2 separate regions of the Homo sapiens genome follow, and region 2 is linked to region 1. A link is a contact called in ENCODE Hi-C or POLR2A ChIA-PET data. All regions are on one chromosome and are shown on one strand. The core of a region is the stretch at or near the end of the contact, and the rest is flanking DNA. Distances in the headings are between cores, read along the strand shown.

What was found. Hi-C counts contacts between places; a loop is a spot of excess contacts on that map. ChIA-PET counts read pairs that join two places held with the same protein, here RNA polymerase II (POLR2A). Pooled maps may share reads with other maps.
Region 2: a map of heart right ventricle shows a loop between it and region 1 (3-fold over the local background). The contact joins two enhancer-like sites. A Hi-C loop is called at or near these places in 18 of 168 maps with a recorded cell type or tissue (GM12878, K562, adrenal gland and 12 more), 2 of 37 single-sample maps with no recorded cell type and 12 of 50 pooled maps. POLR2A ChIA-PET finds 5 or more read pairs at or near these places in 8 of 52 experiments (A673, CD4-positive, alpha-beta memory T cell, CD8-positive, alpha-beta T cell and 5 more).

The regions. Positions count from the first base shown.
Region 1 is chr7:106,019,905-106,023,741 of GRCh38, reverse strand. CDHR3 (cadherin related family member 3) reads right to left here. Exons shown (of 19, transcript NM_152750.5): 13 at 3,198-3,369; 14 at 1,294-1,544. Among named protein-coding and RNA genes, the nearest start is that of CDHR3, 59 kb to the right of the region's middle. Within about 2 kb of position 1,466, at least 7 of the 41 ENCODE cell types and tissues checked have a DNase peak (open chromatin) inside an H3K27ac peak, as active enhancers do; they include A673, where a contact is called at or near this core.
Region 2 is chr7:105,648,207-105,652,134 of GRCh38, reverse strand. The region is part of intron 4 of ATXN7L1 (ataxin 7 like 1); the gene reads left to right. Among named protein-coding and RNA genes, the nearest start is that of EFCAB10, 69 kb to the right of the region's middle. RefSeq lists an enhancer at 2,754-3,928. Within about 2 kb of position 2,179, at least 5 of the 41 ENCODE cell types and tissues checked have a DNase peak (open chromatin) inside an H3K27ac peak, as active enhancers do; they include A673, where a contact is called at or near this core.

The DNA.
Region 1 (3,837 bases), core at 217-2,716:
ATTCACTGGGGTCATATTGACTCGAGCATGGGAGAGAGAAGCATGAACCAGCTCCTGGCAAGACTCTGAGAAGAAGCTGGCCACCTCCATAGTGGGTTCTCTAAGGTTCTGATTATCTTCCTTCTGGCATGCTGCAGGTATCAGGCTGCTGACCAGGGGTGCAGCTTCTACTAGGAGGAGGAGGAGGAGGAGGAAGAGGAGGAGGAAGAAAGGGGACAGATGAGTCAGCATAGATGCAAGCCAGTTCCTCCAAGGGGCAGGGAAGATAATCCTGTTGTCAGATTCAAGGCTCTCCCTTCCTTCTCCAGGCCAATTCTGTGATAGCACCTGGTCATTTTCTTCCTACCCTTTCCCACAGTCTGTATTTACTTTGTCAATTTGAATACTTGTTTGTAATCTATCTCCCCCTCTAGATCAGTGGCTCTCAGACTTTAATGCACATTAGAATTCCCTGAAAGGCTGATTGAAAACACAGCTCACTGGACCCCACCTCCAGAGCTTCGGATTCATTAGGTTAGGGGATAGAGTTGGGGATTCCAGGTTCCAGCATCCTTCCCTGGAGGTCATGGTGATGATCATGGTTGGGTAACCTATAACTTTAATAATCTAGGCTGGGCCTGAGAATTTGCATTTCCAACCAGTTTCCAGGTGGTGCTGATTCTGATGGTCTAGGGACCGCACTTAGAGAATCACTCGCCTATACAATAAGCTTTCTGAGAGCAGGGATCATTTTTGGCTTGTTTGCTAAAGTGACTGGCACACTATAGGCATTAAATCGATATTTGTAGATTGGATGAATTTTTTTGGAGCGGAGGTGGGGTGTAGGGTACAGATTGGTACCTGGTGATTCTTCAAAAGATGTGGGAAAGAGCACCCAGCAGTAAGCAAGCAACCTAATTTCATGGATATTGACTTGCAAAGACTCTTCTGAACAAGCAGAGAGGGGTTGTGAAGGTAGCAACTGGCAGCATGCCCATGGAAATCAGCTCCTGTGCCACAAGCCACACAGATGGTTGAGGTCTGATCTCTCACAAGTCTCTGCACAAACAACACACTCTTCTCTACCAGAACAGGAAATGTTAGTGGTTGAGTTAGCGGTTATGAGTCTGAGGTCTCACCAGATTTTTGCCACCCTGCAGCTACTCCAGTCCAGCCCATGGTTGCCATTTTTGGCAACATCCTAATACCTCAACTCTTCAGTCCACCCCACATACCTCCAGGCCGGGGAAAGAAGTCCATCAACATAACTCACAAGGGAATGTGCCTGGGGATTCCAGGTCCTAAAGCCCTTACCCTGGGGGTCGTGGTGATGATAGTGGTTGGGTGGGGAATGACTTTAATACTCAGTGTCACTGTTCCTGTCTCAACAAGAGCCTCCGCTTTCTTCCTGTCAGACATCAAGTTGTCATCAGTTACGTAGACAAGTAGCTTGTAGTCCCAGATCTTATCAAACCCACCAGCATAGTCAAAGCGAGATGTAAGCAGCAGGCGTGTGACATTGGAACCAGCATTGGGAGAGAAGGTGAAATGATTGTTGACGTTACCTAAATGAGATTTGATGCAGGGGTGTTGGTAAAAGGAAGAAAAGAGAGTAAGAAATAAAGGTTTAGAAGAAAACTGCATTCAATCTTTTTCTCAAATGTCCACACCTCAAGTGTAGACTGTGTCTCTGATACACCAGAGCTGGATTAGTTATATGCTACAGGCTTTAACTGCACCAGAGATGGCATTAGTACAAAGAAACTCTTGCTCACAACCAGTGTGGCTGCAAACAAGGCTGAGTAGAAAAGGACAATAGTACAACACCCTTAGCCTAGGTGCCATCTTGCTGAGTATTAAGCAGAGACTTTGTAACCCTGGTGCAGCCCCTTCTGATTTCTCATCCGGCAATTATTTGGTAACAACACGTGTAATTCACACTCAAACAAATGAGTGGGTTTCAAGAGGGTAGAATAGGTCACATCCCTAGCCATAGGCCAAGTTCACTGCATGCTTTTCACAGGACCCAGTGGGTCACACTGGTTATGGCTGTCCCTGGAGTCCTCCAAAGGAAGGTGCCTCCTGGCTTTGCGGGAATTGCAGTCCCAGGTCCTCCTGAACCCACCCCATCACACCCCCAAACACACACACAGCTCTGCTGGGGCTCATGGCTCAGCTCAGGGAGCCTGGGGCAGAGAGGCTGCCAGCCCAAGCACATGCCCGCTCATTCCTCCACTGGCTCCAGACTCATTACCGACTGAACACCAGTAAATGGAGCAGGAGATGATGCAATTTTTGCTCCCTTAACAGCAAAATGCTCCATAAAGGCCTTAGGGCTCTCAGTATGGATTGTTTCCATCTTCGGCAACTGCAGTCTCGAGGCAGTTTCTGCCCCTGGGTTTTGTGACACAGCCAGCTCGAGAGGCTTCCTACTGTTCAAGTTCCTGCTCGGCCAAGGGCACAGCAGGCAGCAGGGATGGATTTTTACTCTCTCACGTGGAATTGTTCTGCTTGTTTGGGTTTAAATCTCTGGCCCCAGCACTTCATTAGATGAGCTATTTTGGTCTAATTTCCATTGAGGGGTGCTCTTTTTTCCCTACGATGGTATATTTTTAAAGACAGAAGATGAATGGAGCAGAAGAGAATTCCTGAGGACACGTTTCAAAACGCACTTAATCTATTTAATCTATTATTATCCAGAGAGAGGACTGGGATTCCCTGCCCCCACTACCAGCTTTCAGGAAAAGAGGTGGTCGAAAAGTTGGACTGCATTTTTTCTAACAACACTAATATGCTTTATGACTCATACTGTAGTCAGGAATTGGGGGGTTCACCCTTTTCTTGGGCCTTTGGGCAGTCACGTATGGGGTCTGGGAGGAGTAAGACAAGAAGGGGAAACTGAGAGGAGTGCCAGGAAGCATAGGGGCTGCTAGATTTTGTGTCTCTGCTTTCCTCATTCAAATACTTCCCCAGCAAGCTGGGTGCAATGAGGCATGCCTGTAGTCTCAGCTACTTGGGAGGCTGAGCAGGAGGATTACTTGAGCCCAGGGGTTCAAAACTAGCCTAGGCAGCATAGCAAGACCCTATCTCAAAAAAATAATGCCCTCCCAACTCCCATCCCACTTTGCCCAGATCAGTGTGTGAGCACAGACCCCTACCCTAGACAACTTCAGGGTCCTCAGAGACAGGGCCAGGATTGTCGACACCAAGTACTATACCTGGGCCAATGGAATAACGGAAAGATCTGGGGCTGGAATCAAGGTCGGTACATGTCAGCTTGAAATTCTGAATATTTGTGCCAACTTTCAGATCCACTGGGAGGGCCAGGAAATAAGAGTTTGGAGTACAAATTGGCTTTTCATCATTTTCTTCAAGGATGTTCACAGTAACCTAGAGTAGCAAGAAGGTGGTCATTCTCAATAGCTAAAACTCATTGAGTGCTTACTGTGTGTAGGCAGTTTTCAGGCTAAGCACTTTTCATAAATTAGCTCATTTAAACTCACATGAGATAGCTAACATGATTATTCCCATTTTATGGTGAGAAAATGGAAGTTTAGAGAGACTAGGTAATTGATCTAAGATCATTCAGCTAGTGAATGGCAGAGTTGGGATTTGAATTCAGGTCTGTCCTACTCCAAATCCTATGCTATTAACTTCTACACCATATGCATGTGTGTGTGCACATTTAGTGTATGTATACCTTGCCCCCCCCCCACACACACACACATGCACCTGGACACATAGGCTCACCTGCAGATGACACCGAGTTGTTTTTCCAGGAAGGTGTGGATTTACGGTGTCTCCATGTGCCACCTTGCCTGCTGCCCCTTGTAAATGGAACTTCTTTAACTCTGGCAT
Region 2 (3,928 bases), core at 930-3,429, 370 kb after region 1:
TTTTTTATCTTCTCCTCTTCTCTGACTTGCTGACTTGTTCACAGTCCTAGGGCACTAGGACTCCCCAGGAATGTCAGGACACTTAGCACTCCTTATTCTCCCAGCAGGTTTGGAGACCACCTTCTGAGCTCCATGCCCTGGGAAGCCATGAATAACAGAAGTACAAGAGAGACTAACAGACCAGCAGGGAGACATGCGCTGGGGCCTCCTGCTTCCAGAAAATTGGAGCAGCCTAGAGGGGGGCTTATAGAGTTATTTCTCTGGGAGGCATCTTAGAACCAGCAGAGAGCCCCAATGCCTAACATACTTCAGGATTGCAGGAGACAACATGTTTGTGCATGAGGAGGCTGGAGTTCCTCCTTACTCCTCTTCCAGAATGTCCTATACAGATGGGACCTTTAACCACTAGTCCAGGCTTAAGCAGTGCCTAGAATACTAGAGATGGAGAAGCAGGTGGGCTTGTGAAGTAGGGCTGACAGGTCCTGGAAAAGGGCCATTGAATCTGGCCCCACCTCGTTCTGCTTTTCTTCCTCACTGCCTCACCCAGAAGGAGTCCTCTACTCTGCATGAATGTGGAAGGCTGCTGCTCCCACCCTCTGCTGGTGCTTCTGCCTCCACCCTGTCCACCCCTCCTTCCACGGTGGGACCAGAAGGGACTAAGGAAGCAGAAGTTTTCTGATGGTGACCATGATTTGCACCCCACATATATACCTTTCAAGTATCGGTGGATGAGAGCAGATGCTGGGATCCTCTGTGCCCTTTTGGTTTAGTTAGAGTTTATTGAGAGTCTGCTATGTGCCTGGCACTATGCTAAGCACTTGGTATCTACTACCTCATTTAATCACTTCAAATATCTCTTATTATCTTCATTTGACTGATAAGGAAACTGAGGCATGGAGCCAGGAAGGCCTGAGATAAGTTAGGCAGGGCAGCCACATATGTTTGTGTGGGCTTTGCACTGCATGAGACCACCCCACCAAGGCAGGACTGAAACCAGCACTCACTCCTTGCCAGGCCAGGTGTCCTCTTTCTCATTCTTAGAGTCCTGATAAGCTCACTGAGGCTCTGAAACCGGGTAGCCAGAAGGCTGTGATACCGTAATGCATCCAGCAACAGAAAAGGCAGGATTTGAGTCTAGGTTGGTCTGATTTGAAAGCCTATATTTCTAAGCCTTATCTAAGCCTTATAAACTATCTTCCAACACTCCACATTCTATAAATTTGCCAGAATATTGACAAGGCACAGACCTTCAATTCAGTCATACTTGTTCTCCCTGATTTTATTTGATTTGCTTCTGGCCATTTTTACAATTCTTCCAAGTCAGCTTGTTCATTTTTCCTCCCACCTAACTGACTCAGGAGGAAATCTCACATCATTGTTCTCAGCAGCTAATCATCTCTTAACCCAATTGAGGAGCAAAGTCTTGGCCCATCATCCAAGTCACTGATGAAGACACTATGACCTTCTTGGCCGGCAGTGGGTCCCTGTCGAGCTCTGCATGGTATCACTCTAGGCTGAAATTGAGCCCTGCTAACCCATTTTTCTTTTGTCTCTGCTGCCAGGACCACTCACCTGGTAACTGTGTGGTCTGACCACATTTCCCCAGTTTACTGAAGGTGTGTTATGTGGGAGAGAATCCAAAACTGTGCAAAGGCCAGGAGAGATTAGACACTATGCTTCCTCTCTAACCACCAGGCCTGACACTCAGCCACAGAATAATGTTAGATTTATCTGGCAGATATTCTTATTTACCATGCTCTGTGGTTGAATACCTGTTTTCTGTTTGCTAAAGGTGTTTACAGACAGGCTTTCTGAAAGTTTTCCCAATATTTTTCCAGACACACCGCAAAAATACCATTTATTCACTTGTCAGGATTTATGCAGTATCAACTGTATCTGTCATACCACGGTAGTAGGACTTTGTGTCTCTGTTATTTACCCTGATTCTTAGTGATTGCCTGCCCCTCAGACTTCTAGAATCTCCCAAGTACTTCTTCAACTTAAAGAATTTAGATTGGATATAAATAATTTCCTCATAGTAGCTGCCAAAATACATCCAAGAGAGCCAAATTGAATTCCTTCTCCAAGGGCATTTTAAAAGAGGGTAAATTCCTTTTTATTGGGGATGACTTAATGCTATCACTGCTTGGAAGCCAAGAGGCTGGGTGATATGGCCCTTCTAAGGCTCTGCCAGTGAGTCAGAGATTCTCAAAATTCTGCCAGGCCAGCAGCATAAGCACATAGGCTTTTGTCGAAGGAATTGGTGGAGGAAATCAGACAGCTGAGAACTCTCATCACACACAAAACCCACAGCACAAATACCATATGTCTTCAGGCTCCTGCCTGTCAAATTCATCTTTACCGTGCTCTGGTAAGTGAAGAAGGGCTGGCAATAATTTCTGCAGACCTAGAGACATTCAGAACCATTCTCTTAAGGCATTTCTGTTGATAATCAAAGAATATAGATCATGATCACCAGGAAAGCGTAGCTGGCAGGTGGGCAGCTGGCCCTGCGGCACATTGGTGGCTCTTGCAATGGCACCGTCATGAGTCTCCACCTCTGTTCTTTTGCAGACATCACTGGGCAGGGAGGGGAATCTACTTGATGCCAAGAGAACCATGTTTCTTAAAGCCAGAGGACCCGCCTTGATCTAGAAAGATAAATTCAGACAGGCCAAGCACAAAGGAAGAAGACGTGGGCAACTAAAGCAGCACAAAAGAAACAGAGGTAGATATCGCCCCCACGTAGCAAGGGGGATGAGGGAGGGTGTTCTCGGCATTGGGTTTCTTTCCCAGGACCGAGACAGAGGTACAGAGATGATGAGGAGAGAACTACTCCCAGCATATTAGACACAGCAGGGGAACAGGCTGCAGCCCTGAGCTCTCTGAAAGAGTTCATCCCAAGTGAACAAAACAGGCATTATGAAAGCAGCAGGGGAAGAGTGGAGACTCATCTTTCCCTTTCAAACACTGCTCCACAAAGAAAGGACAATCGTGAGTTGATAAATGCAACTAATTGTGCGACTTTGGGAAGTGTGCACATGCATCCTTTAGACTGAAGGGAAAGGAACTTTGAAGGGCTTTGGCTAAGCTCGGGGGTAACTGCCAGGCTTGTTTGTCACCTAAGCAAACAGTGTAATAAATTGCTGAGTCACCCATCAGGCTATTGCCAACTCACCACCCCCTCCCAGGTCTCACCACCTGCACATGGAGGTGTTTGCGTTACTGTGATTAGACACAAAGAAGATGGGAGATGCCCATACTGTGAAAGCAGGGGTTAGAACCTTTTGGATTCTTTCCAAATGGAAAAAAAAGTCCAACCTGTCATTCAGGGTCCACAGCCATCTGGAAGGGGCGTGCCCAAGGCTGGGACACTTTCCTGGCTGGGGAAGGTGACAGCAGAGGAAGTGAGGGGGATGCACACGGGGCCAGTGAGAGGAAGCAGAGGACAATTCCGAGACACTGGCTTCCCTGTGACTGCACTGTGGCTGCAGCATAGGCACACGCGGGATCTGTGTGTATGGGAGGTGGGGGGTGGGGCTCTTAATAGGCTCTTATGTCAGCTGAATGTTTTTGCTCAAAAAGCATCATCTCTGGGATTGGCTTTCCAGATTCTGTGGCACTATCCTGTGACCGTTTCCTCCTTTGCTTTCTCAGTTCAGGACTTTGGGGCTGTTGCCAGCTGTAGTAAAGAAAGGCTGGCCCGATGGCTAGCGTGTATACTGGGGAAGAGGATGGCAAGGTCAAATGCCTTTCCCACCATCACTCAGCTGCCTGCTTCTGTGTCTTCTCAGTCCAGGCCAAGGCAGGTTCCCTTAGAGAGAAAGCCCAAAGCTTTTGAGGGAGAGAAGGGACACCAAAGAAAAAAGTATCAGGGACAGCTCTAGGTTCTTCTCCTTCACTCTTCTAAGCCCTTCTCCATTAGCTA